Regions from separate parts of the Homo sapiens genome. Here region 2 is linked to region 1. A link is a loop called in an ENCODE intact Hi-C map of the cell type or tissue named here. Cell type or tissue: ovary. All regions are shown on one strand. Links, peaks and the distances in the headings refer to the core of each region. The heading gives the core; the rest is flanking DNA.

Region 1 (16,283 bases), core at 4,579-12,578:
GGCTCAGGCGATCCTCCTGCCTTAGCCTCCCAAGTAGCTGGGACTACAGGTGCATACCACCATGCCACTATGCTAGGCTAACTTTTTAAAATTATTTTTCGAAGAGACAGGGGTCTTGCTTTATTGTGCAGGCTGGTCTTGAACTCCTGTCCTCAACTGATCCTCCTGCCTCAGCCTCCCAAAGTGCTGGGATTACAGGCATAATCCCACGTCCAGCTTCAGTTGCCGCAGTCTTGATTTTGTAGTTTCCACTCTCTTTTGAGTGGTCACATGCAGTGAGAGGAGGTATTTCAAACACCAGGACTGACTCCTGGTTGGTCTAAGACCAAGGCAATCCTAGGAGTCTTGGTTTATGAATGAGCATGCAGTTGGGGCGCCACACATCGGTGTTCATGTTGCACACAGTCCGAAGGTACCACACCTAAGAGGGCATCATTCACATCATACACATACATTAACTGACAAGAGTGCTCAGGCATGAAGCTTCTGACCTTCTGGCTGAATTATAGAGCAGCTCTGTCCCATAGATCTTTCTGTGTTGATGAAAATGTTCTTTTGAATACAACAGACACTAGCCACATGTAGCTACTGAGCACTTGAAGTGTGGCCAGTACAACTGACGAACAAATGAATTTTTGATTTTATTTAATTTTAACTAATTTAATATTAAATTGAAATAGCATTATGTGGCTGATGGTTGCCATATTGGACCATGCAGTTTTAGATCATAAATCCCTCTCAGCATCTTCCATTGAGACCACACTGTCGGGAACATGTACACACACAATCACTCCCAAATTCAACCAGAGGGGTGTCTCCAAGGAGAAGTCTTGCGTGAGAAAGAGGATCCCATCTCCAGTTTGCATAAAGGCAAAGTGTAGGCCCACAGCAGCCCTGACTGTGATCCATGTCTCCACAACGAGGGTGGGAAGAAAGTGCTTCTGGGAAAAGTTTTTTTTCCCAACTATCCAAATAAGACACATCAGAACAGCAGCCTGGGCATGGTGGCTCATGCCTGTAATCCCAGCACTTTGGGAGGCCGAGGTGGGCAGATCACTTGAGGTCAGGAGTTTGAGACCAGCCTGGCCAACATGGCAAAACCCTGTCTTTACTGAAAAAACAAAAATTAGAGGCCAGGTGTGGTGGCTCATGCCTGTAATCCCAGCACTTTGGGAGGCCGAGGTGGGCGGATCACCTGAGGTCAGGAGTTTGAGACTGGCCTGGCCAATGTGGTGAAACCCCATCTTTATTAAAAATACAAAAAATTACCTGGGCATGGTGGCGAGCACCTGTAATCCCATCTACTCGGGAGGCTGAGGCAGGAGAATTGCTGGGACCTGGCAAGTGGAGGTTGCAGTGAGCCGAGATCGCGCCGTTGCACTCCAGTCTGAGTGACAGAGTGAGACTCCGTCTGAAAAAAACAAAAAACAAAAAAAACCCCAAATAAACAAAAAAAACAAAAATTATCCAGTCATGGTGGTGCACACCTGTAATCCCAGCTACTCTGGAGGCTGAGGCAGCAAATTGCTTGAACCCGGGAGGCAGAGGTTGCAGTAAGCTGAGATCATGCCACTGCACTCCAGCCTGAGTGACACAGTGAGACTCTGTCTCCAAAACAAGCCCCTCAAACTCCATCAATTGAAAACCAAGGCTGGGATTTTCTCCCTTGCTGAAATTGAGAGATGCTCACCTTAGTGCTTCCCCTGAGGATTCTGGGCTGTTTGAAAAGAGACACAGGCATCTGAAAAGAGTCCCCCCAGGGAGCACCGTGTGGATCCACGGGCAAACCAAGGCTTCTCAGGACATCCTCTTAAGATTCGACCCTGGGACTCAGGTGAGGGAAGAGCCTCATGCAGTGTGGGTGTGGGGAATTGGGGCCTGCCTTGAGCAGCATCTTCCATTGAGTATTCGCTAAGTCAGTGCTTGCAGCAATGTTTTAGAACGTTAACTACCGTGAGTAATGAGCTGTATGAGTGGTGGCTCATGCCTGTAATCCTAACACTTTGGGAGGCCAAGTTGGGTGGGTTGCTTGAGCTCAGGAGTTCGAGACTAGCCTGGGCAACATGGCGAAACTCTGTCTCTACCAAAAATACAAAAATTAGCCGGGCATGGTGGTGTGCACCTGTGGTCCCAGCTACTCGGGAGGCTAAGGTGGGAGAATCACCTGAGTCTGGGAGGCAGAGGTTGCAGTGAGCCTGAGATCACATCACTGCAGTCCAGCCTGGATGACAGAGTGAGACCCCATCTCAACAAAACAAAAACAAAAAGAAACTAGCAAAAAAGAAAAAAAAAATCAGCATACCTGGTGATCGATCAGATATGGGGGGCAGCAGGATCGAGGGGCTTTTCCACTGGTCTGCAGGGGCAGCCAGAGGTGCTGAAGAATTAATGCTCCTAGAAGCAATTTTTAACCAATGACGGATTAGAGTCTGTTGATAAATACTCCAACTTCTTCACCCTTGGTTGGGATAACTCCAAGGTGTGTTCTACACAAGGGCTCAGCAAACTAAATCCCAAGGACCAAATCCAGCCACCACCCATTTTGTAAAAAAGTGTTATTGGAACACAGCCATGATCATTTGTTTACATATGGTCTATGACTGTCTTCACATTCCAGTGGTAGAGTTGAGTAGTTGTGACAGAGACTGCCTGGCTTGGAAAGCCAAAAATATTTACTGTCTGGGCTTTTCAGAAAAGCGTACTGTTGCCTGTTTTATACAGTTTCCCAGGTTCCAGGTGGGACTGAGCTTCAGGTGCCCACAGTGGCCACTTTGATAACGCACTATTGGCTTTCTTCCCTTTCCTGTTTCACTTCTCCTCTCTTCTATTATAAACTATGTGCCCTTGAATTATTGCATCAAAACCTGCTTCTGAGGGAATTCAACCAATACAGTCACACAGCAATCAGAAATACTTAAGGCTTCTTAAATTCAAAGACTATTTTTTGGGGTATGATGGTGCTCACCATACGCAGTGAGATTAGTAGTGATAAAACCTGTGATGGGGTTTTGCAGCGTGAGAGTAAGAGGCTGCTGTGGTTTGAATGTTGGTGTCCCCCTCCCACTGCCCCAGGATTCCTGTGTTAGAACCTAATAACTGATGTGATAGTTTAAGAGGTGGGGCCTTTGGGAAGTGATTAGATCATGAGGGCTCCATCCTTATAAATGGGATTAGTGTTCTTATAAAAGAGGTGCGGTGGCTCACACCTGTAATCCCAGCACTTTGGGAGGCCCAGGTGGGTGGATCACCTGAGGTCAGGAGTTCAAGACCAGCCTGGCCAACATGGTAAAACCCCATCTCTACTAAAAACACAAAAATTAGTCGGGCACGGTGGCGCACACCTGTAATCCCAGCTACTCGGGAGGCTGAGGCAGGAGAATCATTTGAACCCAGGAGGTAGAGGTTGCAGCGGGCTAAGATTGTGCCACTGCACTCTAGACTCTGTCTCAAAAATAAAAATAAAAATAAAAATAAAATAAAATAAAAGAGGCTCAGCAAGCTCTCTTGCCCCTATTGTCACGTGAGGATGCAGCAAGAAGGCACCATATTTGAAAAAGAACAAGCCCTTTCCAGACACTGAATCTGCTAGCACCTTGGTCTTGGATTTCCCAGCCTCCAGAACTGTGAGCAATACATTTCTGTTGTCATGTTAACAAATTACCCAGTGTAAGGCTTTTTTTTTTTTTTTTTTTTTTTTTTTTTTTTTTTTTAAATAGCAACTGGAACAAATTAAGGGACCAATGCTTTCCAGAGCAACAGAAAGTATACTCTGGTCTATGAACTTAACAACGTGCCTGGACACCTCTGCATTAATCATCACTCTTTTTTTTTCCCCACCTGTAAACTTACATTGTTTTTCCACAACTTTCCCTCATATCTTGTAAGAACTCACTCTAATACTTTGAGTGAGTCAGAAGGAGAGTTGAGGACAACACCTGCAGAAGGGTGGCAACTTGCTCTGTCAGCCCTTTGCTCTTGTGGGGATGGGATGGCCCACCCAGTTCATTCCTGAGGCAAAGGCCCAGCAAATGCCTCTTCTCTAGCTCCTTGCAGAGGGCCATGTGCTGCCTGGAAGGCCATGGACAATGGTGCTGCACTGTCCCAGCACCGTGGTAGGGGCAGATGAGAGATGCTCTTTATATATCAGTGCTGTGCCTTTCCAGCTCCCTACACTTCTGCTTCAGGCTATCTCCCTACAGGATCATCCCAACTGGGGACACAGTGTGAAGTGGATATGCCTCAAATCCAACCACAGTATAAACTTCTTATGGCACCACTGGGCCAGTTTCTTCAACTGTTAGATCTGGAAAAGAGGAATACTGTAGCAGAGAAAAGGAGGCCTAGCATGACTAGCTCCATTTTGCCCCTAACTGCACCACCCTCCCTCCTACTCCTGCCATGGTGATATCTTTTGGTTTAACTGCTTTTTGTTTGTTTGTTTGAGACGGAGTTTCACTGTTATTGCCCAGGCTGGAGTGCAATGGTGTGATCTTGGCTCACGGCAACCTCTGCCTCCCAGGTTCAAGTGATTCTCCTGCTTCAACCTCCCGAGTATCTGGGATTATAGGCACCCACCACCACGCCCGGCTAATTTTTGTATTTTTAGTAGAGACGGGGTTTCGCCATGTTGCCCAGGCTGGTCTTGAACTCCTGACCTCAGGTGATCCGCCTGCCTCGGCCTCTCAAAGTACTGGGATTACAGGCGTGAGCCACTGTGCCTGGCCAGTTTAACCGCTTTTGCTTATCTCTGCACGTAGGCCAAGCTAACTATGGGAAGAATTTAGCTTAGAGTTTAATTTTAAAGCAAGAATAATCATAGTCCCTTCCCAAAACTAACCCCCGGGGAGATAGGAGAGCACACACAAGTAAGCATGCTATGCTAAAATTTATAGAAGCACTGTGACCTGGTCACGGACAAAGAAGTTTCACAACCTCCCCCGCTTGGACTCTTACTGCCACCCAGATGTCTGTGATCATCAGTCACCTCTTGATCTCAACCCCCCGCCCCCTTTCCCTTTCCCCTAACATAACAGGAGCCTAGAATTCTATTAGCTTAGGGTGTTTCTTTAGGACACTAGTCCGCCATCTTCTCAATTTGCTGGCTCTTCTTAATAAAAGGTGTTTTCCTTGTCCCAATTCCTTATCTCTTGACTTATTGGCTGTGATGCAGTGAGCAGTACAAGCTTTGGACTTGGTTACAATACCTCAAGTGGTATGAGGATTAAATGGGTAAATACCTACGCTAAGAGTACTTAGAACAATGCCCAGAACATAATATGTGTTCAATCGCTGTTGCCATTGTGATTATTTCTCTTATTATTATTACTGTCACTATAACAGCACCTTGTGCATCCACAAAAGACCCAAAGTAGATAATACATCTGTATCTTCTTGAGAAGCCCACCAAAGGGGCTGTGGGTACTGTTTTTAGATGGCCTTTTCTGTCCCCTGATGCTGAAAGAGAATCCTGCTCTGATGTTAGTTATTGCGTTTGTATAATCTCCTGACTGGGTAATCGTCTACAAACGTGCTATTTAGAATGTCTACACGGAATTTAAAGAGAGGTTTGTAATCATGGGCACACTGGAAAACCACTACACCCACCAGCCAATTATCATGGAGTCACAGACCAGGGAGGGATGGCAGATGCTAAGTTCAGCCTTCCATCCCCAGCCCCAGCCTTGGGGCCGGACCCTAGGCTCAACCAATGTGCTCAGACACAAGCCTGGCCTTCTCTTGGAAATGAGGCTTTTCTGGGGAAATTTCTTTTAAAAATTGTGACCTTGATTTTGATCACTTCCTGAGAGAAAATTCAGCCCTATATTTAACTGCCCACAGCTTTGAATTCATCAAAGCCCCAGTTTAATTTCCAATCCCAGATACATTTTGCTTTCCTTCGTTTCTCCCTGGGTTTCCAGCTCTGGCACTGGGAGCTTTGCAAGACTGACACTCTTCAGAGACCCCCATAGGGAACAGGCGTGGGGCCAGATTCACGCAGCTTGGGTCCCCCTAGCCGAGTGGGCCAGAGAGCACCTTCCCTTCTAAATCCTGTGATCTGGGGCAAACTTCTTGTGCAGAGGCACTTGTTCAATCAGTTTAACCTCTTCCCCAGCAAAGCATTTCGTGATGGCGTATTCAGAGACACAGCGATCCTCCTCCGACATTTTCCTCAGGCCAGCGTCCTTCATTCTTGGGGTTCATTGGAGCCGTTTCCATAGTGACAGCCACTTGTTGAGTTTTGAATCTCCTATCGAGGCCCTCGCAATTTGCCAGCTAAGCCAGGGATCACCAGGCGTGTGTGCCAGGATAATAAGACAAAGTCTGTTTTATTTTACCCTTCTCTTTTTTGTCGGCTTTCGGTTGGGGGCAGCCTTACAAAAGAGAGGGGCCTTTTGGCTTTCAAAATCCTTAGGCCTCTGCTCATTATCCCAGGCGATATCTTGGACTGAACAGTGTGGACTCCATTCCTGCATGGTCTCCAGGCGGCTGCTGCTGGTCTGAGTGAACCATGGCAACAGCTGGGAGTGTGCACGTCTCAGCAGGACACGCAGGGCTGTTTTGGTGCATGTGAGTGTGTGTTGCCGCTGACACTCCTATCTCTTTATTTTAAAGGTAGGGAGATTAGGATAAAAACAAGTCTATCACGAGGCTCAGTATCCTTTATTGAAGGCTAGAATCAAGATCATTTTGCTTTTGCTTTCTTTTTAGAGCATCTCCTGGGACACTTTTTTCTTTTCTTTCTTTCTTTCTTTTTTTTTTTGAGACAGGGTCTCACTCTGTTACCTGGGATGGTGTGCAATGGTGTGGTCATGGCTCACTGCAGCCTCAGCCTCCCGGGCCTAAGCAATCCTTCTGCCCCAGCCTCCTGTGTAGCTGGGACCACCACGCCTGGCTGATTTTTATATTGTTTGTAGGGATAGTGCCTCACTTTGTTGCCCAGGTTGGTCTTGAACTCCTGGGCTCAAGCAATCCTCCTGCCTCAGCTTCCCAAAGTGCTAGGCTTACAGTGTGAGCCGCTGTGCCCAGCCTGTCTCTTTATTTTGAAGGTACTGATGATTAGGATGAAAAACTTCCATCATGAGGTTCAGCGTCCATTATTGAAGGTTGGAATCAGGATAATTTTCCTTTCTTTTTAGAGACTCTTCTGGGACACTTAATGTCAGTGACATTTAGCAGAGCAGCCTGGAGCCTTGTGGCTCCCACTGCCTTGATGTTTCATGTGTATTCAGACAGGGGTTACCCACCATTTCCCTGGGGTGTGTTTAGTCTAATAGGTGTAAACCAAGACCTGCAAGAAGCATTAGTGATTCAAGCGGACAACTATCCTCACAAGTAGAACAACTAGAGAAAGAAATTCAATAAGAGGATCAGCACATCAAAGCATGCCTTGCCATCCACGATCCCTTCTTACTGACTGAAATGGAAATGCTTCCTGCTTGCGAGTCTACACCAGTGCTCCCGTGCACCACCATGAGGTTTAAGTATCGAGAGCGCCTGTGACTCCCTAATGTTTTTAACTTTCACTGCAAGATTTTGTTGTTCGTTGCTGTTGAGCTTTTGGAAGAATCTCTAAAGAAAATTCCTCTGCTCTGAACGGATTTGCTGTTTTGTGTGTGGCTAGAACTTCAGCAAGGGCATAATGAGGGGCAACATTTTTTCTCTTTTAGGAGATGCCAGGTCCTGAGTAGGAGCTGACCGGGGTGCAGAAGAGAAGGGCTCGACCTTCAGAAGAATGCCTGAAAGCTCTGCCTGTCTGGTTTCATCATGGGTTTTAACGGAATACTTGGAAAGGGAAAACAGGGGAACATAGTGATTCAGAGCCTGGGGCTTCTTGGCTGCCAATATACCAAATACTTGAACAAATGAACACACAATCAAGGGCAGTTTATAACTCAGCATCCTAGAGCAGATCTATTTTAAAGGCAAGGCAAAAAGAAAAAGAGGAAATTATCTAAATTAAAAGTCAATGTTTCTAATTGCAAATAAGAAAATGATGAACATAATGATAGAATAAAGAAGCCCATCAGACTGCGTCTGGAATCCGCAGGCCCTGTTAGCAAATTTGGCACACCACAGGCCCTGGGCTTTCTCCAGAGCCTTCTGGCCTTTGGAAAAGTGGCTCTTAAGCAGATAGGGTTGGATGACCTGCTCCTGTCTGGAGCTGTTTTCAAAGGGCTAGAGGCTGCAGAAGTCTGGACCGGATTCCCGGATGAGCTGTTTCATTCTAGGGCTTCCCGTGGACTCAGTCATTAAGGAATGCTTCAGTTTCAGCATAACCCAATGCAAACCATTTCAAGCAATCTGGAAACGTATTGATTTGCCTAACAGGAAAACCCAGATGCAAGGCAGGACTGGGTTGGTTGGATCCAATGGTTCAATAATATTGCCAAGGACTGGATTTCTTTTTCTCTTCCGTGCTGCCTCCAGTGGTATCAGGTTTACTCCAAGGTTGGCTTCTCTCTTGGTTGCAAAGTGGCTGCCAACTGCCTTCAGGGTGACATGCTTCCTCCGCCACTCAAACATGAAGCCGAAGTCTTGCACCTTCCTGTTCCACCTTAGATCCACCCCCCTGCCCTCTAGGAAGACGCTTGCAATATTGTGGCCAAGGAAAGGCAGGGGGCTGACTGGTTTAGGCCTGGATTACTACACATCCCTGAAGCCATCGCACGTGGGGTGCAATTCTGCTGATTGTTTTTGGCCGTTGGGGCCTCCTCTGGAGCTGAGGGTAGGGGCCAATCCACCCCAAACACAAGGCTTTGCCACCAGGAAGACTGGTGTTCCCTCAAAGGAAAGTTGAGGTGCTGTTAGCAAGAGGGATACGGGTAAGGGTGGGGCTTGGGGTGGAGCTGGTTAAGCAATGACCAGGTATTATCTCTAGGTGTGGATCTTTTGAGGGTGGGAAAGGCTAGAAAGAGGCACGGGATGAGGAACAGAAGGTGAAGTAACATCCCAAACCCTAGGAAGTAAGGGTGGGAATGAACTTGAAGCCTGTCTGAGTCAGTTTCATAGCTGCACCCTCACTTCCTCCTGTATCCATTCGCTCTCTTCCTCGCCGTCTCCAAGTAGGGATGGGCACAGCCTAGTGATGAAGTCTGTGTGTTTCCTAGCCTGGCCAATGTTGTGAAACTCCGTCTGTACTACAAATACAAAAATTAGCTGGGCATGGTGGCACACTCCTGTAATCCCAGCTGCTCGGGAGGCTGAGGCACAAGAATCGCTTGAACCTAAGAGGCGGAGTTTGCAGTAAGCTGAGATTCTGCCACTGCACTCCAGCCTGGGTGACAGAGAGAGACTCTGTCTCAAAAAAGACAAAAAAGCTATTAAAAAAAAAAAAAGACTGTGCGTCTTTTTTTCCCCAAGTATCACCACTACTGGGCAAACTACTTATCATCTCAGCCTTCACTTTCGTCATCTGTAAAATGGGGGTAATCATAGGATCTATTTCATAGGATTATTGTGAGGATTAAATGACCTAAACTACATAAAGTACCTAGAACATTGCCTGACCCAATGCAGGTCCTCAGTAAATATTAGCTATTATTATTCCAGCCCAGGCCAGAGTGCAGTGGCCGTGATCTCGGCTCATTGCAACCTCTGCTTCCTGAGTTCAAGTAATTCTCCTGCCTCAACCTCCTGAGTAGCTGGGATTACAGGCGCCTGTCACCACACCTGGCTAATTATTTTTATTTATTATTTTTTTTGAGATGGTGTTTCGCTTTTGTCACCCAGGCTGGAGTGCAATGGCGTGATCTCAGCTCACTGCAACCTCCGTCTCCTGGGTTCAAGCGATTCTGCTGCCTCAGCCTCCTGAGTAGCTGGGATTACAGGCGCCCGCCACCACACCCGGCTAATTTTTGTATTTTTAGTAGAGATGGGGTTTCACCACTTTGGCCAGGCTGGTCTCAAACTCCCAGCCTCAGTTGATCCACCTGTCTCGGCCTCCCAAAGTGCTGGGATTACAGGTACGAGCCACAGCTCCTGGCCTAATTTTTGTATTGTTAGTAGAAAGGGGATTTCACCATGTTGGCCAGGCTGGTCTTGAACTCCTGACCTCAAGTGATCCACCTGCCTTGGCCTCTCCAAGTAGTGGGATTACAGGCATAAGCCACTGCACCCAGCCTCAACCTCTGTTTTCTATAGCAGTGATCTGGAGTGTAGTGGTGCAATCATAGCTCATTGCAGTTGTGAACATCTGGGCTCCAGCCATCCTCCCGCCTCAGCCTCCTGAGTTGCTGGGACTACAGGCTTGAGTCACTGTGCTCAGCTTATAGCAGTGATTTTGATCATGCTTTCTTGTATTGTCATTTCCTCCTTCACACTCAGTCTCCCTGCTTTCTCACTCCTGTTTCCCGGAATCATCTTCCAAACAAAATACAACACAAGATCTTATCTCAGGCCCTGCTCTTGGGAGAACCCAAACCAAGAAAGCATGTAATCTAGACTTAAAGATATTAAAAAACAATATATGTATGTAGTGTGTGTGTGTGTGTTTTGATGTTTTTTTTTTGGGGTGTGTGTGTGTGAGATGGAGTCTCGCTCTGCCACCCAGGCTGGAGTGCAGTGGCGCGATCCAGGCTCACTGCAAGCTCCACCTCCTGGTTTCACGCCATTCTCCTGCCTCAGCCTCCCAAGTAGCTGGGACTACAGGTGCCTGCCACCACACCCACCTAGTTTTTTGTATTTTTAGTAGAGATGGGGTTTCACTGTGTTAGCCAGGATGGTCTCGATCTCCTGACCTTGTGATCCGCCCGCCTCGGCCTCCCAAAGTGCTGGGATTACAGGCGTGAGCCACCATGCACGGCGTTTTGGTGGTTTTTTACATCAACCAGATTGTCACCTCTTGTGAAAACAGACCAGGACTTAAACTTTTTTAGTGTTTTTCAGTTCCTACAGCAATGGAGGTGAGGACCAGTGCTTACTAGCTATTATGTGCCAGGCACTTTACATACATATTAAAACATAATCCTCAGGAGAACGCTGTAAGATTCTTATCATTATCTCCACTGTGCTTGAAGTGGCTTGGCTAAGCTCAGAGGTGTTGAGCTCACCAGATTCCCTGAGGATACACAACAAGAAAGTTTCCCTAGTTTACTAAGGACACAGGCTCGTAAGTGGCAGTGAAGATATTTATATAGGTATGTCTGAATCTCAGGGCCTCATAGAAATACTGAAAACAATGCTTGATGGTAAACAGTAGCCACATTGAAACTTTATCCTTTGCTTGGTAGTGTTTATTCCAGGACCCAAGTCATATAATTTTAATATAAAACACTCAATAGATAATACTGTGAGAAAGGAGCAGAAGTATGCTGATAAATGTTTAGCAATTGGCACTCTGAAGCAAAAGCCCTATTTTCAGTGATGGCTAATTTTCATAGTGTTGTTATTCCCACTATGGCCAATTTCAAGCTACCAGCATGGCAGTGGGGAGAGATGGTGGTAGCCCACCATTATATGGTATTTCTGCTTATAGAACCAGTAGACATACAAAACCTCAACAGCATAGATAGCAGTCAAATGTAGAAAAAATAATTAGGAAGAGTAAGTTTGAGTACTTACTATTATTTTTAGACAGGGTCTTGCTCTGTTGCCTAGGCAGGAGTGCAGTGCTACGATCAGAGCTCACTACAGCCTGGAACTCCTGGGCTCAAGGAGTTTCTGGATCCTCCTGTATCAGTCTCTTGAGTAGCTGGGACTGCAGGTGTGACCCACTGTACCCAGATAATACTCAAAATATTTTTAGAGACAGGGTCTCACTATGTTGCCTAGGCTGGTCTCGAACTCCTGGCCTCAAGTTATCCTCCCATCCTAGCCTCCCAAAGGGCTGGGATTACAGGCATGAGCTACCTCATCCAGCCTGTTATCTTTGTTTTTAATATAATTTATTTAATTTTAAGTTTACATATTTAGTTTTTAATAGTGGTTATGTTTAGCAACTGGTTTGTAATATCCCAGGAAATTTAACATTCAGCAGCTGTGGGACAGTATCAACTGGCTTCAGCATACCTCAGCCTATGGCTTGAAAGGGAAATAAAAAGAGGCTGGGTGTGATGGCTCACGCCTGTAATCTCAGCATTTTGGGAGGCCAAGGTGGGCGGACTACTTGAGGTCAGGAGTTTGAGACCAGCCTGGCCAACAAGGTGACACCCCATCTCTACTAAAAATACAAAAATTAGCCAGGTATGGTGGTGGGTGTGTGTAATCCCAGCTACTAAAGAGGCTGAGGCAGGAGAATCACTTGAACCCAGGATGTGGAGGTTGCAGTGAGCTGAGATTGTGACACTGCACTGCAGCCTGAGTGAGAGAGCAAGACTCAATCCCCAAAACAGGGACATAAAAATAAATTTCAGTAGTGAATTTATCATTAAAATTTGTCTCAGAAGGCTGGAGATGAATCCTTTTTTTTCTTTTTCTTTTTTTTTTTTGAGACAGAGTCTCGCTCTGTCGCCCAGGCTGGAGTGCAGTGGTGCGATCTCAGCTCACTGCAACCTTTGCCTCCCGGGCTCAAGCAATTCTCCTGCCTCAGCCTCCCGAGTAGCTGGGACCCACGCCTGGCTAATTTTTTGTATTTTTAGTAGAGATGGGGTTTCACCATGTTGGCCAGGCTGGTCTCGATCTCCTGACCTCGTGATCTGCCCACCTTGGCCTCCCAAAGTGTTGGGATTACCGGTGTGAGCCACCGCGCCCAGCCGGAGATGAATCCTTTTCAGAGGTTGGATTATTCTCTGATGCTGAAGATTTATCATAGTTAAGGGGGAATATTCTTTGATGCAGCATTGCAGTGAAATTTCCTACGATGATGTTGTCCAGTAAAGTGGCCACTAGCCACGTGTCAGCTCTTGAACACTTGAAATGTGACCGGTATAATGAAGGAACCCAAATTTACAATTTTATTTATTGTTAATGAATTTAAATTTAAATCTAAGTAGTTGCGTGTGGTTAATGGCTACTGTATTGAACAGCACAGCTTATACTTTGTCAAATGATTTTTAGTAGGTCTTTATTATCAGATCACATGTTAGATCCTCAGCTCGCAATACCCGAGTCAGCATCTCTCAGCCTATCTGCTTGTACTGACTCCTCCTCTCAACCTTGGTTCCTCCACGGGTCTTTTCTCCATCACTAATATATACACTCAGCTGCTTCTCATATCTGGCCTTAGGACATGACGTTCTCGCTCTAATTCCCATATGTGCCACTCATGGGTTACACATGTGCCTGTGAGCCATCGCCCTCTTAAACTCTCAGGGTAGCCTGGCAGGGACTGGTGTGGATGAAGCTCCTGGGCGAACCATCTTCAGACTCAAGCAGCTTTGTTTGGGGCCCTTCGGAGGGAGGTTTGCAGGGAGCAGAGTCTGATAGACTGTCCTATGGCCTCCAAGGCAGAGAACTCCAGCTACATCAGCATTCTGTTGTTACCCCAACACACACTATGTGTGGCTAATGAGGTGCTCTGCCATGTGAACTTGGACCTCAACAGCCAGCCACAGCTTGGGACATTGCCTGGTCTAGACCAGCGGCCCTGGTGTGTCCATTTAGGTCTCCAGGAAGTAAGACACAAGCCCCAGGGTCAGGCAGTCATGGGCAGGGTATGTGAAGTCCAGACAGGGGCCCCTAGTGGGTGCAGCTACTGGTGGGTGCAGCTCCTGGGTGGTCCCAAATCTTCCTCTTCACCTATTTCAGATACTTCTGTCCATTTGTGCCTGGCCACGTCCTTGCAGTGGTGCTTAAACTAGGGGCTGGTTAATTGCCCCAACAACACGTGCATGTTCTGTGAATTAAAAATTCCATTATTATTAGTTGGATGTGGTGGTGCACACCTGTAATACCAGCAACTTGGGAGGCTGAGGCATAAGAATCGCTTGAATCTGGGAGGCAGAGGTTGCAGTGAGCCAACATTGTGCCACTGCACTCTAGCCTGGGTGACAGGGTGACAACATCTCAAAGAAAAAAAAAACAAAAGACAATAAACAATTACATTATTGGGCCAGGTATGGTGGCTCATGCCCGTAATCCCAGAAATTTGTGAGGCTGAGATGGAAGATCAGGAGTTCAAGACCAGCCTGGGCAGCATAGCAAGACCCTGTCTCTACAAAAACAACTTAGCTGGGCATGGTGGAATGTGCCTGTAGCCCCAGCTATTTGGAAGGCTGAGATGGGAGGATCACTTGAGCCCAGTGGTTCAAGGCTGCAGTGAGCTATGATCATGCCGTTGAACTCCAGCTTGGGCAACAGAACAAGACCCTGTCTCTAAAAATATTTTTTCATTATTATTTTAAAATTCTACATATGAAAGGGTCTGATTGAATTAGAAATCCATCCATATTATCATAAGACATTTAAATGTTACATTTATCAATAAAGAATATGAATAATCAAGTCTTTCAATATTTCAACTATTGTACATTTTGGATAGATGTAAAAATCACTTTACATTCTTTAGCATGTATTTGTGCAAAGTTTCTTCATTTAAAACTCTCTGAAGTTTCTCATTTAAAAGTGATCTCATTGACAATGACTTCCAAGAATTTGAAGAGATCATCCTTAAAAAGTTGGCATTTTGGCCAGGTGCGAGTGGCTCATGCCTGTAATCCCAGTACTTTGGGAGACCAAGGTGGACAGATCATCTGAGGTCAGGAGTTTGAGACCAGCCTGGCCAACATGGCTAAACTCCATCTCTACTAAAAATAGAAAAATTAGCCAGGCATGGTAGCAGGCACCTGTAATCCCAGCTACTCGGGAGGCTGAGGCAGGAGAAGCGCTTGAACCCAGGAGGCAGAAGTTGTGGTGAGCCGAGATTGCGCCATTGCACTCCAGCCTCGGCAACAAGAGCAAAACTCCATCTCAAAAAAAAAAAAAAAAAAAAGAGGTTTAAAAAGTAATGACGTTTTCCCACTAAGTACTCTATAAATGGCTCCTACCCTCAATGTTGTCTAGTTTATCCCAGCATGCGAAGCCAATATTTTTCCTCTGTGTGCCATGGCTCGCAAAAATTTGGTCAGGAGCGTCCAGATTATCTTTTTCTCTTGTGCTCTGTACCTATAAATCTCTCTCTATTTGTGACTCAGGCCCCTGTTTCTTCTCAACACTCCACAGTCAGTAGTCTCTGGCTTCTGCCTTATTATTATTACTTTTGAGACAGAGTTTCATTCTTGTCGCCCAGGCAAGAGTGCAATGGCACGATCTTGGCTCACTGCAACCTTCGCCTCCCTCGTTCAAGCGATTCTCTCACCTCTCTTGCCTCAGCCTCCTGAGTAGCTTGGATTACAGGTGCCTGCCATCATGCCCAGCTAATTTTTGTATTTTTAGTAGAGATGGGGTTTCTCCATGCTGGCCAGACTGGTCTCGAACTCTTGCGCTCAGGTGATCCACCCTCCTCAGCCTCCCAAAATGCTGGGATTACAGGCGTTAGCAGCCATGCCTGGCCTCTGCCTTATTTATTTGCTTTTTTGGGATGGAGTTTCTCTCTTGTTGCCCCGGCTGGAGTGCAGTGGTGTAATCTTAGCTCACCACAGCCTTCACCTCCCGGGTTCAAGTGATTCTCCTGCCTCAGCCTCCCAAGTAGCTGGGATTACAGGCATGCGCCACCATGCCTGGCTAATTTTGTATTTTTAGTAGAGACAGGGTTTCTCTATGTCGGTCAGGCTGGTCTTGAACTCCTGACCTCAGGTGATCTGCCCGCCTTGGCCTCCCGAAGTGCTAGGATTACAGGTGTGAGCTACCGCGCCCAGCCTCCTCTGCCTCATTTTTATAGGCAAGATATTCTACTTGTATATGCTTCGATGTGGCCCCTTTTCTGTATATTTATATATATTTTTTCCCAGTAAGGTTGTGCATTTTAAAAACGTGGTATCTTTGGGCTTGCTTCTTTTGGATAGCTCAATTCCTTAAAAACTCTCAACATGAATTACAAGATCCAAAACTAATTCACCTAAAATTAGGGCATGGAGTTTGCTTTTTCCCTGCTTTCCTGTAACAAGGCTAATATAAAATATCTATCTATCTATCAATCAATCAATCAACATAATTCTGCTTTCTGCTTTTTTTGTCTGTCTTTAGTGCTTGTGTGATTTTCCACATATTCTGCCAGGGGCATTTACTTGCCTTGGGAAGGATTAGAGTTATTACACACAATTGCAAAAAGAAAGAATCAATGGTAAGTGTTAGATATCCAAAATAGGATATTTGAGTCCACAGCAAGACTATTGAAAACCAGACTGTAATAGAGGAAGTGTTTTCTAAGTTTCTTAAGCTCCCTTTAATACTTCAAAAGCCGGAGACTT
Region 2 (16,283 bases), core at 4,347-12,346, 400 kb after region 1:
TACTTACCATACTTTGGTTTGTGTCTAACATGCATTCAGAAGGAGAATGTTACTCAATGTAATTGTTTTTATTTTGGGAGGCTCAAGTCATTCCAATGATATTTATTGGGTGATAAAGCTCTCAGTACCTTAGATCTCCTAGGCATGGGCCTTTGAACATTTGAAGGGAGAGAAGTGTGTAGTTGAAAGGGCAAATGCTGGAGAACTACAGAGCTTCACCACCCACCATCCCCAAGGAAATAATTTGCAATATTCTTGTGCTTGGGCTTATCTTGCACCCACTGGGGCTTGAGACTTTGTGATGGGCAAGTTGAAGTTCTTGATGAGGATATTCTGCTTATGAATATAAATATATGCACTTAGATACAAAGACATACTCATAAAGTGGTAGATACAAAGACCCTTTAAGATTGGTTTTGTGCTTTGATCTTAGTCTTATTTCTTAGGTAGCATAAATTCAGTTCAAGTTTTTTTTTTTTTTTTTTTTGAGATAAAGTCCCACTCTTTTGCCCAGTTTGGAATGCAGTGGTGCTATCTTGGTGCACTGCAACCTCTGCCTCTCGGGTTTGAGCGATTTTCCTTCCTCAGCCTCCCGAGTAGCTGGGATTACAGGCGCACACACCATGCCCAGATAATTTTTGTATTTTTAGTAGAGATGGGGTTTCACCATGTTGGCCAGGCTGGTCTCGAACTCCTGACCTCAAGTGATCCGCCCACCTAGGCCTCCCAAAGTTCTGGGATTACAGACGTGAGCCACTGTGCCTGGCCCAAATATGTTAATATCAGTGAGACATAGGTATAGTATAAAGAGTTAATATAGCTATACAAATAGATGCACAAAAAGCCAACTTAAGGTCAGTAGGCTCTCTAAGCTATTATTATGAGAATAAATAATGTTATGAACACTAAGACTAGTAGCTATGTGAAATTACTAATTTATTTATTTTTTAACCAAAACTGTCTCTGATCAGATTTCTTATAGGAAAGACGTGCAGGACACCCACACGTACAGTGCAGAACTTGACCGACCAGACATCAAGATGGCAACCCAGATCTCTAAGATCATAAGCAATGTAACTTCTCTTTCTAAACCTTGAACGGAAATGATTTCTTACTTTTGTAGGAGGCAAAGCATAGCTTCAGTGGTTGGATGGTTCATTTAATTAGTGTAACTAATCAATATAAATGAATACATCTCAATTTCCCCCCCTAAATTATCTATTTTATTATGTTAATTATTTGGGTATATGCAGAAACAGCCCAAACTCAAATTGGCTGTGGTTAGTGTCATCATACTTTTAGAGAAATAAATACTATTTAGGTATAAATTGACATTCAGATGTCTCAGCCTGAAAGTCAGGGTTATCAGTCATATGGTCCCATATAATCTCTCCCCTCACCTTGCTCCAAAGGCTCTTGCTTGGCCTTGTTTCCATATTGCTGCTGTTCATTGTGTACATTCTCTTCCACCAACACTTACCTTTGTCCACTTCCTACATGGCGTAACTGTTTCTTACCTTCTCTAAGGTGCCCGCTTTAGTTAATACCATTTTACTTCAACATGCTGAAAACCCTGGTTGGAAATGATGATTTAACTTGAACCAAAAATTTTCATAACATAGGCTAAATTCACCCTAAAATCAATCATTACTGTATTCAACTGCATGTCAATCAAGTATGGCCAGAACAGTTCCTGAGAATAAACGAAACTATAAAAGCTACCTATATGGAGAGTACAGGGTCTCAATTCCCCAGAAAATTTCCCTAATATTTTGTTTTAGTATTTATATATAATTACAAACATGATGATGACTGAACACTTAGCCTCAAAGTTAGTAATTATTTTACTGCAAAAAGTTGAGTTTGTTCATGTAAGCACAGGATAAAATCAATTTCTGCTTTAGCAGTCAACATTTTAGTGTTTGATGTGTTGTAAGGAATATTAATGAGATGAAGGTCTGTTATTTTTTTTTTTTTTGGCTAATGTCAATGTAGTTCATCATTGGAGGGTAGAAATATTTAACATTGTCTTATTTATTCATTTTAGGCAGAATACAAGAAAGGACAAGGAATAATGAATAAAGAGCCCGCTGTAATTGGAAGACCAGATTTTGAACATGCCGTGGAAGCTTCTAAACTTTCTAGTCAAGTAAGGCTTTAGTGATGATTCCACAATGACTTTATTCAGATATTTTGTTTCTAACAGCACAGGAGAATATTGCATTTTAGATAATATCTTTAATTGCAAGAATAAACAGAGATAATGTTTCTGAACCCAGTTCAGATGGGCTTGCAATCATTATGAATTTCAGTAAAGGAAAAAAATTAAGTCTAATTTTAAGCATAAAACAAAGTTTTCTTTTCTCCAGGCATAAATCTGAACATTTTTCAATGTCTCTAGCCATGTTGTCACATTTCCCTGGATTTCCAGAAGTCATTAATAGTCATACTAAATAATTGTGTTTTAACCTACACACACACACACACACACACACACACACAGTTTTTAACTTAGTAATAAAAATATTAATTTTCCCAATTTTCAAGTGCTTTTGTTTAATCACAAAATTTAAAAAGGGAGATGAAAATGAAGAAAACTTTGAAGTCTTATCAAAGAGCATAAAATAAGATCTGAAAAAGTATAAAGGCATTTTATGTTTTTGGCTGAAAGTTTCAATAGATAAAGATGTCAGTTCTTTCAGAATTATATAAACGTCATGCAACTTCTGTTAGACTCCAACAGCGTTTTTTTTTTTTTTTAATATAGATAAAATGATCTTAAAGTTTGTGTGGAAAGAAAATACCAGGGAATAGCCTTTAAAAGTATGAAAATGAAGACCAGTGAAGGGGAACTTAAGTTATGAGTTACTATAAGTTAATAGAAAACCACTGAAATTAAATCAATATGGGATTGGTGTAGTGAGAGATTAAATAATCAGTAGGATAGAATAGGGAGTCCTGAAATAGATTCCAGTATGTATAAGAATTTAATATATGATAAAAGTGTCGATTCAAGTCAGTGGGAAGAAGTTGGATTAGCTAATAAATGGTGCTGACATAACACACCGTCTGTCATGGGAAGAGCAAAATTGGACCCAAATCTTAAACCATATACAAAAATGAATTCCAGGTGGATTAAAAATGTGAATGCAAACAATAAAATAATTTTAAAATCTTCAAAGAAAATCCAGGAGACTCTATATACTACATAAGGATAACAGAGTTGTTCTTAAGCAAGACCAGAAATCCAGAAGCTATAATAGGTAGGCACATTAACTATGTAAAAATGAAAAACTCTCTGAATGAAAAAGGTAATGTTTGCAGAGTCAACAATAATGTTAACAAACAGTAAGTTTTACACATTTATAGTTTTTTTGACTTTGAAAATACTCATTTCTCAAGTTGCAGAAGTCTTACTTGAATTACATTTCAAAGTGGAGAGATGTAAATGATGAAAGGTATGAAGTCTGATTGAAGAGCATAAAATAAGTCCCGAACAAATGAAAAGACGTACTATTCTGTTGGTGAAAGAGCCTTGATACTAAACATCCTAAAAAATGTTAACTCTTTCAAAGTTAATGTTAAAAGCTCTATGCAATTCCAATTGCAATCCAAAAAGAGGGTTTAAAAAATTTAAATGAAATGAAAAACTTGAATAAATTAAATAATTCAGAGTTTATACAGAGAAGGATGTGTCTGAGAATAGTTTTTTAAAATATAAAAAAAGAGAAGTCTTCAAATACTTGGAAAAGTACTTCTAATGCATTTGATGAGAACATTTTAATATTTTAAATATAAGATCTATAGTGTACAATATCTATAATATATAAACATTCTTGAAAAGGAATTTATTTTTGTATATAGTTTAAGATTTGGGTCCAATGTTGTTCTTACCATGAATGAAAAAGATTAACGGCTCAGTAGAAAAAGGGGTCAGTGAAATAGATAATTCACAGAAGAGCAAACATAAATGGCCAATCAACAGGTGAAAAGATGCCCAAATTTATTAGTAGAAAGGGAAATACCAACAAAGTGAAAGCAAAATGTCTTTTACACCCATTTACACCCATCACAATGTGTCTTGTTAGTGTGGAGAAGAAAGACGCGTCCTTAGAAGGTTCATGTGTAGGAGGTAGATTTTAGCTAATTTGGATTTAATGGGAGAAGTAAACTCTACTCAAGGGGAAGGCCCCAAATACAGGCTGGGAGTATGCCTGCCAGGGGACAGAAATCTGATGGCAGAGCCTCTGGGCAAGAGGATATAGTTGTGCACGTATAAAAAGGATTTTGAGAAGAGTTTAGATATTGTGTGATGATGAATGGGTCAATGTGTATTGATTTTGAGTATAAGCCATTGCTTAGAGAACATAATAGGAATAATGTGTTCATATATGTAATTTTTCCCCATTTTTTTATCGTGATAAGATTTATATAACATAAAATTTACCATCTGAACCGTTTTTAAGTGTGCGGTTCAGTGGCATTAAATGCGTTTGTAATGTTGTGCTACCCTCACCACCATCCATCTCCAGGACTCTTTTCATCCTGTAAAAGTGAAACTCTATACCCGTTAAATAATAACTCCCCAACGCCCCCTTCCCAGAATGGTGTGTTCTATGAAAAAATAATGATAAAAAAGTGATTTCAGAGCGCAATTATAGGAAGCATTTTAGGGTTCAATTCCAAAAAGTAAACATCAGAACTACTTTTTGCCATGTTAACTGTAGTCTCTCAGGGAAGAAAGAAGACATCACTGAAGATTTTGAGCAAAGATTGATTGTGAAGAAAACACTTAGGGAAGGTTAACATGGTGACACTGGGCAGGAAAGTCTGGCTCACAAATGGTGAACCTCCCAGAAGCCAGCTGGGCTGTGACAGTGGTAATCTACACATAAAGTGATCAGTACCTGAATAGACTCTGTGACAGTAGGAATGAAAATGAAGTGGACACAACTGCTCCCTGGGAGAGGCAGACATGAGAGATGCCCAAATGCAATTGTGCCTCATAGTAATTGTTTTACAGTTAACAAGGGACTTTCACTTATAAAGCGACTTTATAACTCAGGAGGCTACTGATGTGCAAGAGGTTGGGGACATGTCTGGGTGACACTTGCATTAAAGGGCGGTGACTCTAAGCTCTACATATTCCCAGTAATGCTAGTTGAAGAGACAGGGGATATGGGCATCACTTCAGATTTCCAGCATAGCTACTGGCCTCTTACAACTTCGCCCTTTTCTGGGGACAAAGATTCCCCATCAGTTACACAGGAGACAAAGCAAATCCCGGAGAAGCAGTATGGTTTGGTCTAGTGGTTAAGAAAATGTACCCTGGAGCTGGGCTGTACCTGGGTTAAACTCCTGGTTCTGTTGCTTGCCAGCAGAGTGATCTTGGACAAATTGCTTCATTTCTCTATTTTTGTTTCCTCATTTGTAAAATAGGGATGACAGCAACAGTATTTACTTCTCAGGGCTGCTGTGAAGGTTAAATGAGTTACTGTGAGTAAAACACTTAAAATGGTGCCTGGCCCATAGAAACATGACATAATTTCATAGGAATAATTTTACTTTAGGTATTCAAAATAGTTTTCTGTTCTACATTTTTAGATGAATTCATGCACAGAGTGGAGAAGGAATATGAACACTGTCTGTGAGATTCTGGCCTTAAATTCATTCCATCACAATCCTATTTGAGAGCCCTTAGAAGAAAGTTTTGACATTTGAGCTTTATTTTCACATTTCAAATTCAATCCACAAAAATTCCCCCATGTGATCCTTACTTGGACTTGAAAGCAGATTTTTTTCCTTCAATCTCAAATTATTTAGCAACTGAGTGATCAGATTCTTAAGCAGATTTTAATTTTTAACTTACATTATAGCTATCGTATTCATTTTTTCATGTCATATAAGATTTTATAAGCTGTATAAAACTCACAAGAAAAGGGGAAAGCTGGGAAAATAAATAATAGGAATTCTGGGATGAACTCAGTGTATTCCATTTGTATTTTCAGGTATATCAATTATAACAGAAATTTGGGCAGCAAGTTTAGTTTCTTATTTTCACTGACAGCATTAAAGTTTTTAGTTTGCTCCTAAACTAATGATAAAGGCACATAAATACATAGAAGGCAAATGATTTAGGGATTTAATAACAGGGAGATGAGAATGGATAGAATGCAGGGAGAAAAAGAGCACCACAGCACCAGAAGCATTGTAACAGAGAAGGCAATGACAAGGCAATGGTCAAAGTATGTGGAGATAAGACCTGTCTGATGAAAGGATGGGAACAGAGAGTGAATGGGCAGGATTCTCACCTTTTATCTGTAAATTGAACTCTGTGGGATTTTACCCAGGAAAGGTAGTGGGAACACATACCAAACCCTTCTTATATTAACTTCTACAATAGCTTTGCTCCCGTAGTTGTAAACTTTCCCTTTTTAAAATTTGCAATATACATACAATTATGGCCAGGTTATTTTAAAAAGTCATTAAAAAACTAAAACAAAAATCTCCTATGCGAAGATGAAGGGATTGGTGCATATGTATCTCAGATTTAAGTACAGTAACTGTTGAAGTCATTGACTTTAAAAATTCTAAGAGTAGTTTATTAATTAATATATCCATAGATCATCTTGTTACTTGGAATTTGTCTATATGATGAATAGATTCCTTGTTCAGTTTTATAACCTCAAGGAAAAGCTATGTATTTATAATAATTAGCATTGTTTTAAAATTGCATTAATACATTGATAAGAATGGGTTTTAAACCTAAAAATCACATTATAAATTGCCATGAAAATTTAGTAGTAAGCAGTGGCCTTAAATTGCAAGGGGTATTAATTGGTTTGGGGAATTTACCATTCTCCCATCCTGGCAAGCACTCCCTCCTCCAACCTCATCACACCCAAGTATCAGCTCAAATATCATGTTCCTGACTCGCCAATTTAAATATTGCTCTCCTCCCCTTTATTCTCTCCTCTTCTTTACAGTTCTTAATACGATTTGTAGTAGTTGCATAATATATACGTGTATGTGTGTGTTTTCGAAATCCATTTCACTTCCCACAAGGCAGGCTCCATGGAGACAGGGCTCATATGCCTTTGATCCACTATTATGGGAAAACAGATTAGGCTGCCAATAGGTGTATGGAGCCTGGTTAAACCAATATTCTCTGGATCATTAACATTTGGTGCAAAGTCAGTAAGACGTTATTTTGCAAGGAAAATAAGAGCAGAGATATTGTGTTGTGTAAAATTAAGACTTAAAGATATTATTGATTTTATGATGAGTTCTATGTAAAAATCTGTCCTGTCTTCCTTGACAGCTTTTAGTTTGATTTCATCCAAGATTGCTGGGGATTGATATCTATAGATACGTAGTATTGTGTTATTTGCTTACTTTTCATTTTCAATGATAATTAAGGTACACTTATCAAGCTATTTCTTTGCTAAAATGTGTTTATGTGGCTATGGTGAAACACCTTCATTCAGGGTCTGCTTTTTTGTGCCTTTGCTGGCTTTTTGCGATTCTGAGTCACAGATGATGTCAGTGTAAAGTTTTGGGTTTGCGTGTTAGACTTCACACATACCCAGGTGCAGTTATGAGGATCTGGATCCTCATATGAGGATATGCAGATGTAACTTCTCATTTCTTTATATGAGAAGTTGTGCAGTTATGGGGAGCTACAATGCCGTCACTGTAGCTTAACAGTATCCGTGTTTTCTCCAAGTGTGAGCCTCTGAAAATCCTGCTGTCTCTTATAATTCTTTAAAAAACATCTAGGAGTTTGATCCTATATACCTATACAGTATTTTTTCAAAAGGTGTTATTTCCCTGATGTGATTATTATGCACTGCATGCCTGTATCAAAACATATAATGTACCCCATAAATATAATACATACACCTACTGTGTACCCACAGAGATTAAAAATAAAAAAAATTAATAAAAAAAGGTGATAAATATTGGGACCACTAGGCACACTAGTCATAATGTAAATAAAGCCAGTCATATGGAGTAACTTCATTTGTTTCCAGAATAATTATGTAGGTATAAGGAGTAACATTGTGTCTTAAAACCATGGCAAAGTCACTCCAATACCTGTTCCTCCCTTTCTCAAATGATCTTAAAACTGAAAGGGTTATGCCTTGTTCCATGGTTGGATAACAAGTTATAGTCAAGGAAAAGCATTTCCTGGATCTCTCAGAAGATGCAAACCTGCATGAGGAGGTAGACACACAGATGTATGAACTCTAGATTGAAAATACAATAGAATGTTGAGTGTGTCTGTGTAGTTGGCGAGTGAACAAGTCCGAAGGTGAGTGATGTGACTCACTGCAACCATTTGGTGATCTTAGTTCATTTTACCTGCATTCCTTACAGAAAGAGCGAGGTTAGAAACAATTGGGTGTCAGTGTCTGGTCCGTGCATTTTTTTATATAATGTAGTTATGTTACTATTGTGGTTCATTAATGAGGGAAACTTGTGTTTTTGTTCCTTAGGCATCTTGAATCAAATCACTCACTGTACTGAACGTTCAAACAAGATAAATTTCACAATACAATGCTTATTATTACATTTAATATAAATATATGAATAACAGATTGATTATTGTTTCTTAGAAATGCATAGATGGTCCCTGACTTCTAGTGGTTCAGTTTAAGACTGTTTAACCTTACCATGGCGTGGAAGTGATACACATTTAGTAGAAACCATACTTCAAGTACCCATATAATGATTCTGCCTTTCACTTTCATTACAGTATTCAACAAATTATATGAGATGTTCAACGTGTGTAAAACAGGCTTGTTATTAGATGATTTTGCCTAGCTATAGGCTAAGGGAGTTGTTCTGAGCATGTTTAAGGTAGGCCAGGCGAAGCTGTGATGTTTGGTAGGTTAGGGGTATATGGTGCATTTTTAACTTACATTTTTAACTTACGGTGGGTTTACTGAGATGCAACCCCATCATAAGTTGAGGAAGGGGTGTCTGTAACATTTACTTGGGAGAGCATATGCAAGGTTTAATAACAAAGGAATTTATCAGTATCATTTTCAAATACTCTAGTGTAATTATGCTGGAAACCTCAGAGTTTGCAAAAACAGTATGATGGGCTCTGTGTGTGCAAAGATCATATAACCTACTTTTACCATTTAGCTAATACAGTGTTAATGAATCTGGCTGAGTCAGAAGTGTCATTCCAGCGGAAGGCTGTTGAAGAGTCCACCATCTTTGTTCAGTGAATATCCTTTAGGCACTACAAACTTAGGAGAGACAGAACCAGTGACGAAAATATGGTAAAAGTATAGCAGAAGGGTGAAGAGGGCAATAAGACTGTGGCTGGGCGCGGTGGCTCACGCCTGTAATCCCAGCACTTTGGGAGGCCAAGGTGGGTCAGGAGATGAAGGTCAGGAGATCGAGACCATCCTGGCTAACATGGTGAAACCCTGTCTCTGCTAAAAATACAAAAAATTAGCTGAGCGTGGTGGCGAGCACCTGTAGTCCCAGCTGCTTGGGAGGCTGAGGCAGGAGAATGGCGTGAACCTGGGAGGTGGAGCTTGCAGTGAGCTGAGATCGTGCCACTGCACTCCAGCCTGGGTGATAGAGTGAGACTCTAAGACTATATATTTAAGGGACGACCAGGCAGAGTGAATCATTGCTTTTGTGCCACCTACTGTATAAAGTACTGAAGGAAATCTAAATTTATTTCATTTGTAATTTTGTTATTGATTTCAAGACACAAAATAATAAAAAAAGTCAGTTTTTCTTTTTTTAAAGAGTTCTTGCTGATTACTTAAAATCAGTTTGTAAGGTATTGAGAATATCAGAAATTTTTTATTATCAAATGGAACCAGAACAGAAAATATTCCCTGTAAACCATCTCAAAATATTTACCAAATGCTGTATTCCCACCAAGATTTTCTCTAGCTCTCTCTAATAGGTTCCAAACATGTGTCCCTGAAGGAGACCATCACCCTATGCATGCCTAAAATATTTGATGAGAGTCATCCCAAATTGCTTTTTAATAAAGTCTTCTGCAAAGCAGAGCCTTTAGATGTATGAATAAAGGTGCATTATCAGAATGTTGTTAGAAAACCAAACATGGTAATAATTATAACATCAGAAAAATATTATGAGAGAACAAAACAGCTTACTTTGACCTGTGAAATCAATACACCCTTTCCTGGCTACAGTAAGTTAAAGGGGGTATGACATGTGAATAGCTAGGTTTTTTTTTTTTTTTTTTTTCTTTTTGTAGTGAACTTGTGTTTATATTCTAATTAGTTATGACATGCATTCTCATATTTCTCTATACATGGAGAAAAATATAGTCCTACCAAATAAGTTGATAATCCCTTTTTGGTTGTTTTAAGAGTGCTTTAAAAGGAGACAAACAATTTAGAGAGAGTATTGGAGATGGTTTTCCTGCTGAATTTAGTGGAATTAAAGCAGAGAAAGTTTTACATTGACATTAAGTTGACCCAGGACATTTCAGAAAATGTAATTCCTAAAACTAAATTTTTGAGCAAATGAAGTATAGGAAATGATGAGAAAAACTGTGGTACACGTCATGCTCTTTATTTGGAATAATTCCCTTAGGAAAAATATTTAAATTCTGGGGCCTAGAATCTATTTTCTAAATGTGTTAGACCTTAAGACATTTGTGGTCTAGGTTTCTAACTGATCATAGATTATAGAAATGCAGAAATGAAAACTGACATTTAAAAATGTTGGTATTTTAGTGCATAATTCTCATTAATAGGATTTGAGTTCATGCCTAATTGCATTTGTGATCAATGTAGAAGCAGAGTTTTTTTTATTAAAGATAAAAACTTTTGTGCCTAATTAAGCTTTATAGAAGGCGATGGATACCAGGAATTTACACTTGGCAACATTCATTTTTAAGGTAGCTTTTATTTTATCTACGTGAAAATCATATGTGTTACTTTTAAATGTAAAGTTACATGTACTATTTCTCTTTTATGACAGATTAAATACAAAGAAAAATTTGATAATGAAATGAAGGATAAGAAACATCATTACAATCCTCTTGAAAGTGCTTCTTTTAGGCAGAATCAGCTTGCTGCTACACTGGCGAGCAATGTAAGTTGTAATTCATAGAAAATTATTTTCAAAATCTTTTGATTCTTGTTTTTTTTAGAATCGACTGTGTTGTAATTACTGATACTTAGCTTCCAAGTAATTTGTAGTTGAACTGAAGCATATTTTTCTAAAGCTTTTTCTGAGAAAAATATATTATTGTAATTAATTTTTAATGGTTACTGATTACTAATTAGTTAATAAGTAGGAATAGTGTTGCAAATGAAGTTATTATATCTGTTCAAGAGTGGAAATAGATTATAGAATTTTGCAGAGAAGTGGTCTGTATTAACACAAATTAGTGGTTAGGACAGTAGTTACCTCATGTAATTATGGCTATGAAATTGAGTTTATTGTAAAGTACTGCCTGGTACATGGTAATTTATCATATAAAGAAATTTTTAGAAATTTTACTGTAATGCCTCACAATTTATTTTTTATCCCTTGTGAAAATGCTGTGAAGTACTTCCTTATGTGATTTGTTTTCATTCTGTGTTTTTAAAAATCATCAAAATTCATTTTACAAGAAATGATGTTTTAAATTCTTGTTAGAATTAGAGTATAAAAACAGCAACATCAAAAAATTGATTACTTTGCTATAGTTGAAAATATTTAGATTTCCTTCTCAAGTATAAAAATTATGTATTATTGATCTGTTGCTTTCTTAGAAATAGAGATGAAATATACTTAAAGGAACATGGAACATAGTGCTGAAAGCTAAAGGTTTGGAGTCAGATTGCTTGGATCTAAATCCTGTTTTATCAAGTATTACTATGTCTTTGTCTTTCTATGCCTCAGTTTTCTTATCTATAAAATGGGGCTACTTAAAGTACCTACTTAATAAAGAGGTTATTGTGGAGATTCAATACTTAATACATATAAAGGAATTTAGAAAAGTGGCACATAGTAAGTGTGTGATATGCTTGCTATCAATGGTTTATTATTACTGGTATTATATTTTCAAAAAGTTGCTTTAAAAAAGCCTGTGGTGATAGGATGGGAAACATCAAAATCCTCAGATCTCCACAAAGCATAGTTGAAATACTGTAGTAATTTCTAAAGAATAAAGTGGCTATTCTCTTTATTTTTTGAAAGCAGAGTTACTGTGAAAATTACTTTATTCTATTGACATTACCCTTCCTGAATATGTGAACAACAAAAGGAATTATCCAAGTATTCTCAAGCCCATATAGAAATAACTTTTTAAAATTCATTCAGTAGTAAATCAGCACCATCTAGTGGCTCCTTGTAAATTCGTCTGTCCATTTACCACTAAATAGTCCTACTTTATGATGTATGAAAAATGCAATAATGCAAAAGCATAATATTTTCTTCTCCTCGATGGTATTTTGTTCCATGTTATTTTCATAGGTGAAGTACAAGAAAGACATTCAAAATATGCATGATCCAGTTTCAGATCTCCCAAATTTGTTGTTTTTAGACCATGTTTTGAAAGCCAGCAAAATGCTCAGCGGCGTAAGTGGTTCATCTAGCGGCAACCGTAGTTGCCTTGTGGCTCCAAGAAGCCAATATGTCTGCAGCGTTCATGTGCTCACCTGCTTCCTTAGAAGGCCTGTGCCTCACTCCTCCCTCGTTAACTAACTCATTGAAAAACAGTCCTCTGCTTGCAGAAATCCCACCAGAGCTGTCACTTTGCAAAGGAGGTTCTTGCTTGCTCTCCAGTATCTCCTGCATACAACTATACTTCAAAGTGTCTGCACAGTGGCCTTTCCATCATTCTTCTTTCCCTTACTTCATCTGTGTTAGATTAAAGCCACTTGAAGTTCAGGCTCTCAAGTCAGGGATATTTTACTTTATGCAGGCCAGACCAGAGTGTCTTGTATTTAGTACGCCTTCAGTAGCATGAAAAATTGTCTTAGTCTAAACTGTATTTTCTCTGCAAATAATTCCTAACAGCATTTATACTGCATTGACACATCGCTTTTAGTCTTGTCATGGTTTCCATGTTCTCGGTCAAGGCAACCAGAAGAGAAAGGTGAGTTCTTCATGTCTTGATGAAAATATCTGGGTGCACTGCCCACGTGGTCAGTCCTGCAGGACTCTCACTACGCTGAATGCTGTTTCAACCCATAGCACATCAGGACCCTGACTTCGCTAGCTCTCGTAACTGACAGCCCTAAGACACATTTGGCTCCATTTTGTACATCTCATGGTGGCAATGAGCTCTTATTTGACCATAAGTTATTTCCATACCTATTTTAATAATCACTTTCTCACTCACTTGCTCAAAATTAATCATAATTTATTGAATATCTGCTTTGGGCCAGGCATAGATTAGATGCAGAAATATATGTTGGGGAAGACATGAGAAAAAATGAAGATAGTTGTCTTCAGTTGATGGGCCTAGACTTAGAAATCTATAGGCAAAACTTAGTTTCCAGACAGTTAAATAAGGAGATACAGCTTCAGGTCAATTTTAGAAATAATCTATACTTGGCTTCAGTGTTTTGAAATGTATGTTTATTATTTTGTAAGCCTCCTTTCTGGAATATCACTGCCACTGTCTTCCTTCCTTAATGGTATTATGCATGCAAATAATTCATACAGAGTTTTTAAAAGTTTATTTTTTTCTGGCTGGGCATGGTGTTTCATGCCTGTAATCCCAGCACTGTGGGAGGCGGGTGGATCACCTGAGGTCAGAAGTTCAAGGCTAGCCTGGCCAACATGGTGAAACCTCGTCTCTACTAAAAATACAAAAATTAGCTAGGCGTGGTGGTGGGCATCTATAATCCCAGCTACTCAGGAGACTGAGGCAGGAGAATCATTTAAACTTGGGAGGTTGCTGTGAGCTGAGATGGCACCAATGTGCTCCAGCCTAGGCAAGAGTGAGACTCTGTCTAAAAAATAAATAAATACATAGAATAAAATAAAATAAAAATAAATTTATTTATTTTTTTAATCATTGGTCCTTGGATGAAAAGCAGTACATTAATGTTCCCAGGCTATTGAACAGGGAATGGAGGTTAGAGGAATATCTGGAGGGCCCAGAATTGGCAGTCAGTTCCAGGACACTTACATCATGCTGGCTTGCACTTCAGTCTTCATTCCCACACCTCTTTTTACATTCCTCTATTCCTTGAGTGTCTCTATTTCTGTCTTTTTTCTCCACGACTCATAGATATGCTTCTAAAATTGATATATTTCTATTCCCTGAGCCCCCTGCTTTCTTCACATTCATTCTTTGGCATCCAGTTTTCATCATGGCAGTGGCATTTGCCCTTGACCTTTCTCTAGCCATACTTAAATTCAATTTCCTAGGGACATGGGGATTCATGTGTAAATAAGCCAATAAAAATATCATGGTGGTAATTTCAACATTTGGTGGCTGGAAGAAAGCGTGCCACTCCTATGCAATATTGCTTTTCAAGAACGTTGACCTTTATTTTATAATAACAGAGAAAAAAATCGCAGTCTAATATAAATTGTTTCTATCATCTCTTCAACAGAGAAAACACAGCAAAGTCATACGTTACTTATTTCATGTATCATATATAAAGTTTAGATCTTCATTTAGGTGGTGCTTTTGCCTAGAGGACAGATTTCTTTTTCCCCATAGACAAATTGTGATTGACTACTTCCTGGGAGAGAAAGACTTAAAAATGTGTTCCTTTTGAAGTGTCTCCTTACAAAGTTGTGTACATTGTATAAAGCTGTATACATTTGCTCAACTTTATTGTATATTAGAATGGCCTCCTTTATCTAGCATTTGTGAAGAAACAAAGAATAGCCTACTTTAACATTTTAATGTAAAAAATTGGAGTTGTGTTGATTTATAAATTAAAAGATTGAATAAGATTGCTCAATAAGAGATATTCTGCCAAAATTATCCATTTGTCACAGTAGCTATTGTTTTAAAGACCCCTAGATGTCTTTAGCAACATCAGAGTTACTTTTATTTTAACCCAAACTCTAAAGAGTGATATGAGTGCCTTAATTACTGTGTAAAATCATTCTAATTAAAGTTTTGGAAAACATTTTCCCCTGGAAAATGGACCTCTGGTAGTGTTGAGTTTCTTTCACAACTTTACATAAATTAAGAAATATATATTTTGTGTTACTCCGTGTATCTCCCACTAGGAGGTAGCAGAGACTGTTATATAAGGAAAGACACGCATTCGAAGTTCTTTTGCAGATCTTAATTCAATTAAGTTTTCCTTCGTTTTTTTTTTGTTTTGTTTTGTTTTCTTAAATAGGAGTTTCTGAAATTCTTTGTAACTAAAATCGATAATTGTGTTGGGAACAATATTTACTGAATTTTTCAGTATATATTCATTATTTTACATATATTTATATGTATTTGTTGTGGATTTTAACTCAGTAATGGACTATGTTGTAGCTTGTTACATTCATGATTATTTTATAAATACATATTACAAGATAACTTCTAATCAAATTATAAAGTCTGTATTATTATCTTTCTTTCCAGATTTTAACTGGTTAAAAAAAAAACACTTTTTTTTTTTTTTTAAGACGGACTCTCGCTCTGTCTCCAGGATGGAGTGCAGTGGCACGATCTCAGCTCACTGCAACCTCCGCTCCCAGGTTCAAGCGATTCTCCTGCCTCAGCCTCCTGAGTAGCTGGGACTACTACTACTAGGTGCACCCCACCACTCCCAGCTAATTTCGTATTTGTAGTAGAGATAGAGTTTGACCATGTTGGCCAGGGATGGTCTAGATCTCTTGACCTCATGATCCGCCTGTCTCTGCCTCCCAGAGTGCTGGGATTACAGGTGTGAGCCACCGCGCCTAGCCAAAAAAAGGCTTTTTTAAAAAAACATTAGAGGAGCCAAAATTTATAACTTGTTTCCTTCCATCACGATGTACTCTGTGGGCTAGGTGCAGTAGCTCCTGTCTGTAATTCCAGCATTTTGGGAGGCCAAGGCAGGAGGATGGCTTGAGGCCAGGAGTTTGAGACCAGCGTGGGCAGCGTAGTGGGACCCTAGCTCCACAAAAAATAAAGAAATTAGCTAGGCATGGTGACATGCACCTATAGCCCCAGCTACTTGGGAGGCTAAGATGGGAAGATTGCTTGAGCCCAGGAGGTCAAGGCTGCAGTGAGCCATGATCCCTCCACTGCACTCCAGCCTGGGTGACAGAGCAAGACCCTGTCCAAAAAAAAAAAAAAAAAAAAAAGTACTATATGAACATTTTCATGTCCTTCCTGG

The links. Peaks named below come from ENCODE experiments on the same cell type or tissue, not always from the same donor. Only the 100,000 strongest peaks of a DNase experiment are listed, where the experiment ranks them.
Region 2: a loop joins it to region 1, with 8 times the contacts of the local background. A loop is called at or near these places in 44 of 110 quality-filtered maps.

The regions. Positions count from the first base shown.
Region 1 is chr10:21,252,124-21,268,406 of GRCh38, reverse strand. It overlaps a transcript of NEBL not described here. Among named protein-coding and RNA genes, the nearest start is that of NEBL-AS1, 86 kb to the right of the region's middle. In ovary, for the core only: no CTCF peak of the experiment used is centred there; a DNase peak (open chromatin) is centred at 8,157; H3K4me3 peaks cover 388 bases.
Region 2 is chr10:20,854,530-20,870,812 of GRCh38, reverse strand. It overlaps NEBL (nebulette), which reads left to right. Exons shown (of 28, transcript NM_006393.3): 6 at 972-1,073; 7 at 2,048-2,149; 8 at 10,987-11,100; 9 at 12,469-12,573. LOC102725112 (a long non-coding RNA gene) reads right to left here. Exons shown (of 6, transcript XR_007062082.1): 3 at 5,346-5,473. Among named protein-coding and RNA genes, the nearest start is that of NEBL, 35 kb to the left of the region's middle. In ovary, for the core only: no CTCF peak of the experiment used is centred there; no DNase peak of the experiment used is centred there.